2 separate regions of the Mus musculus genome follow, and region 1 is linked to region 2. Evidence: chromatin loops called from intact Hi-C (ENCODE). Cell type or tissue: gastrocnemius. All regions are shown on one strand. Region 1 has its middle 56 kb from the start of Il1rl2. Region 2 overlaps Il1r2 (interleukin 1 receptor, type II).

Region 1 (2,500 bases), 270 kb before region 2:
CCACCCAATGATGGCCACCAGCTTCATAGGCCAACGGCCAATCATAACTCATCTGAGGAGACCGAGGGTTTTCCTTCACCGCTGTTTAATTCGAGAAAGAACATCTCTTCCTCACCCAACCAGGCAAATGAGGAAGAAGGATGCTAAGAGAAATTTTCCTAGAACTGAGTGTCAGGAAGAACGAGGAACTGGGTAACCCTGCCTTGATTCAGCTCATCTGGCCAGTTTCAGACACTGTGCCTCCAAAATAGACAACAATGAGCTACAAAAAAAAAGGGTTGCTGTCTGGTGGCAGACACGGGCATAGGCGATTGCTCATCCCTGAGAGGGGCAGGGTGCTTCCTGGAGGCCTGGAGATGCACATAGGCTGCTGCTCATACCTGGGCGTAAAATCTTCTAGTTTCTGAAAGAGGATGGAAAAGGATCTTGAGCAGACTGGTGTATCTGAGACCACTGCAGGAAGCTGGGTCAGGAACTTCCGGTACGCAGAACCTCGGGGACCGCAGAATGCTGCGCTGATGCAGTTAAAGAGAAAGAACGTCAGGGTTAAGGAGCAAGGCCAGAGACACTGGGGAAGGTAAATAAGAGGGCTCACAGCTGGGTATGAGCCAGCCAAGCTAACTAGTGAAGAGAAAGCACGGGATTCTGAGAAAACAGCAAAGTTGGTTCAGGCTGCCTCCTAGAAAGCCCGTTGCCCTAGCAAACATCTCAGCTCTCCTTGCTGTTACATCTTTACGCATCGAATTTTATCCAGTGAACCTACTTGTAACAGACTGAATGGTGAAAAAAGATTGAACCTAAGAAAACCTCTTTCTGTTCCAAGGGGGATACCACCCCGAGACCACCTCAGAGGTGGGAAAGGGAAGAGAGACAGTTGAATAAAAATTATGAGTCCAGATCCTAGAGGTAGCTGCTTGGCACAACCGCGGTTTGGCGCACTCTCCATTCTGGAAGGTGAATCTCCACTTTCTTGACTGTTCAAAAGAACTCTTGACTACTGGCTCGCTCTACCTGTACCCTAAAAATGTTTCTCTCTGGAGAACACAGTTAGGATCGGAGGTGTTTCCTCTGTAACCATGGGAGGCTTACCCACAGCATGTCAAACTAAGCATAGATACATTTCTCACAGGACCACCTCAGTCAGAGCTCTGGGCAGATTCCAATTTGTCAAAGGGCATGAAGGTGTTACCAAAATCCACGTGATATCCTTGGCAGTGAACCAGAGCCGCAGCTAAGAGTATCTGAGAGACAGGGCTGACACCATGTGCGGTGAGGCTCCACTCTGCATCCTGTAGGTCATGATTTTCACAGTTCAGTAAGACTAATGATTCTTCCACTGCCTCCAGCAATGTGCATAGCCCCTTCCAGTATTATATAAGCTAACCTTCTAGTTCTAAACAGATTCTACTCAGAAGGAAAAGCACGAGGGTGCCCCCTGCAGGACAGAAGAAACAACCCTGTGCAATGTGGAAAGGTTGTGTTTGGAATCCACCAGCTGCACTTTTGCTGGGGTTTTAAAGCGTCGGATTTGGCACTGACATTAAACTTGTACATAACCCCAAACTGAGATGCAAATTTACAACATGGCTGATGCCCACAAGAACTTCGGGGGCAGAGGTCGTGACACTTGTGCTCCACTACCTAATTTTTATCCTTGGCAACGCAGGAGCCCCAGCCCTGGGTAAACCAACAACAACCTGTGCCACAGGTGTCCAGGGACCCCAACATACTCCCTGTGCTCCCTCTCAACCCTATTTCACCAGGTGACATTGTTCTTAACACCAAGGGGGAGACTCACTCAAAAAGGTTTAGCATCCCTGCAAAGGAACACTTTAGCTGAAGCCAACAGCTCGCCGGAAAACACAATGTGGCCCATAGTGCAGATCTTTCCCATGCTCATCGTTCATGGGTTAGGGAGTCAGACCACCACTGGGCCCCTCTACCAAAACCACAGAGGTGCTGCTGGCCCTGACAGAGGGAGGCCACATTTGAATCAGCCAATCGGTGACCGCTGTTGTTTTTGGAGCTCCTGCCTGATCCATTGTACCTACCAGTAAACATCAGATACCATAATTGCTGGTGCCAATTGCTGTAAAAATAATATTAGTGTAGTCGGGCTAATAATTATTACAGTTACAGGCTGAGTCACTAGTCTTTTTTAAAAAGTGTACAACGTGCTCTCAAATAGACAGCATTTTTCCACAGACACAACATTACCTCTGACAGAAAAGCCAGCCTGCCCTCGTGCAATGTGAAATCAGAAAGAACTGAACACGGACACTAAATTACCTGGAGGTTGCGTGTATGAAGCATATCAAATGTAAATAAAAATCGTTATCAGACTTGGTGGGACCCAGCCCCAAGGTATCTCATTATGCATATTTAAGTAGTTCAAGGCCCACCCCCCAAAGATCAGAAGGCTTGAATAGATATGGTCCCAAGTGTCTTACACAAAGACTACCTCATCTGTGACAGCAACATGCGGGACTTCATGGAGGCC
Region 2 (2,500 bases):
TAGTGTTTCTGTGCAGTATCACACAGACGAGTGGTGAAGCCCGTTCTCAGACACCACCCTGAACTGAGCAAGAAGATGTGAGCCTGTTCTCTTCTCACAGGACAGGAAAACAAATATAGGCCAGAGGCTTCGGTTCAGGCAGGATAGTGACACGAATGAGTCTCTGGGGCTCACATATTTGATTCTATTTTCCCTTCACCTCGCTTCCTCTCCAGCATGTAAGAGTTGGGGGTAAACGACTACATTAAACGACTGTTCAATACTGGCCAGCTCTGCCTATCACGTTCTTTTCACGTATAATCTGTCCTGGCATAGGCCGAGCATCGTTTCTCTGGGTTTGCAAAATCTGAGTTACTCTAAGACCTGAAACTTGTTAAGCAACAATATAATGCTGTGCGTGGGAAATTCCATACTGTAAGACTTTGTTTGAATGCACAGAATTAATTAAAATACTGTGATAGTCGACCTGGTGGCAGTCATGAGTTACCTCTGCATGGAAGAGCTACAGTACGTTCTCTAGTTAGAAGCCAGCTTATAGCCACTGGACCAAGTATAGCCCAAGACCCCGTCTCAAAAAAAGATGTAAACAAAATATCACATCAAACTATCTTTGGGTTATGTGTAAAAAATATATATGAAGCATACACTAATTTCATGTTTAAACTTGTGCCTATATCCAAGATTTCATTATGCTGGTGAAAATATGCCAATTCTTGGAAAAAAATCAAGATTTTGAAGGTTTCTGTTGTCAAACTCTCAGGCAGGTAGTAGTCAGCCTGTACAAAGAGCCACAATTGGCACTCTGCTCAGCGCTCTGGTCAAAAACCTAGTAAAATGGTGGTTCTCACCCTTCCTAAAGCTGTGACCCTTTAATACAGGTCCTCATGTGGACATTTTATGTCAGCCATAAAGTTATTTAGTTGCTACTTTATAACTGTAAATTACTACTGTTACGAATTATATAGGAAATACCTGACATGAAGGATAGGTGACCTCCCAAACAGGTCGTGAGCCACAGGTTTAGAACCACTGCAGTAAACTCTCAGTCCCTCCGAAGTATATTTTAAGGCTTGACAAGAGTGTCCGTACCAGCTCAGAGCTCATGAACCTTCCATTTCCCAGGACGCCTTAGTTTGTACCCCCTCTAGTGGTGAGTTTTAGCATTGCAACCTTCAAATACCTGCTTTCATCCCTTTCCTGACCAAGAATTAACTCTCCTTCTCTTAGAACTCCCTGCCTTATACGTCTTAAAGTATCTTGTTCGTGGTTTAGTAACATCTAGAATAGTTGATAAACATGTTTTTCTTTTTCCTTCATGCCAAAGACATTCGAGGATTTTTAGGTGATCCTGAATTTATTATCAAGCTGCTTCTAGAACCAAGCAAGACAGGTACCTCGGTGGTATGTATTTACCTTTGACCCGGAGTTCAATATTCCTAGTGATGTTGTATTCCTGGCCATTGTAGGTAAATGTCATAACACATCTGTAATAGCCTGCATCGTCCATGGACGTGTTGGATATCAATAGGCGTGTGGGGTCTCCTGCACTCAGAAATTCCTTATTGCCTTTATCCAAGAGTATGGCGCCCTAGAGGGGAGATGCATCTGAGAGTTACATTATAGAATAACATCGCTCTTGAACATTGAGTGTTGTTGTCAATCGATGTGGAATCTACAACCCAAGAGATTCCCTGGCATATACTTACTTTGGCCATTTTGTCTTTGTGGCGCATTTTTAGCTGTATTGTTAGAGAAATGACCAATTTTTCCCCCTTAGGGTGGAATCTTGTCATGTAGCCCACACTAGACTTAAACTCTTGATTCTCCTGCCTAAGCCTCCTGGCTTCTAGGGTGACATGGGTGTGCCCCCCTGCTCCATTTAGAAAAAAAAAAGAATACATTTTTTTAAAGATTAAGTTATTTTAAACCATTTAAGTACAAATATACTTAAGATCTAACTGCCTTCTTCTGACTATGAGCAGTATCAAGAACAATCACTACTAGGGGAATATAAGGGCCAGGAATCGGGAGTAGGTGGGTTGGAGAAGGGTCAGGGAGGGTATAAGGGACGTTTGGGATAGCATTTGAATTGTAAATGAAGAAAATATCTAATGAAAAATTGTTTTAAAAAAAAGAAAAAAGAAAAGAAAATCACTACTAAACAGCCAGGAAGACATGAAAACCTAGGGCTGGAAGAGACCATGTTGGAGGAATTTATCTAAAAATTATTTCAATTTAGGACTTACTACAGGAAAGGAAATTTTGTAAATAGAAAAATAGGAGAGATGGGGTCCATCTTCTCATAAAGACATAGAGTCCTAGAGGTTCTTGACAAAACAGAGCCCTCGGGAGCAAGGCCTCCAGGGAAAATGGAAGGAGTAGGCCAGGTAAAAACATCTTGAGTGTTCCATAGCCTCAGTACACGAGAACCCTGCGCATGGTATTTTGTACCTGTAATCTCAGCACTTGAGAAGCTGAGACAGGAGGACTGTGAGCTTGA

The links. Peaks named below come from ENCODE experiments on the same cell type or tissue, not always from the same donor. Only the 100,000 strongest peaks of a DNase experiment are listed, where the experiment ranks them.
Region 1: it touches region 2 in a loop (7-fold over the local background); 35 of 42 quality-filtered maps call a loop at or near these places.

The regions. Positions count from the first base shown.
Region 1 is chr1:40,379,188-40,381,687 of GRCm38, reverse strand. No RefSeq gene overlaps it. Among named protein-coding and RNA genes, the nearest start is that of Il1rl2, 56 kb to the right of the region's middle. In gastrocnemius, a CTCF peak has its summit at 1,430 (motif pointing left); a DNase peak (open chromatin) is centred at 1,428.
Region 2 is chr1:40,114,112-40,116,611 of GRCm38, reverse strand. Il1r2 (interleukin 1 receptor, type II) reads right to left here. Exons shown (of 9, transcript NM_010555.5): 5 at 1,414-1,588. Among named protein-coding and RNA genes, the nearest start is that of Gm16894, 30 kb to the right of the region's middle. In gastrocnemius, CTCF peaks have their summits at 14 (motif pointing left) and 1,149; a DNase peak (open chromatin) is centred at 1,125.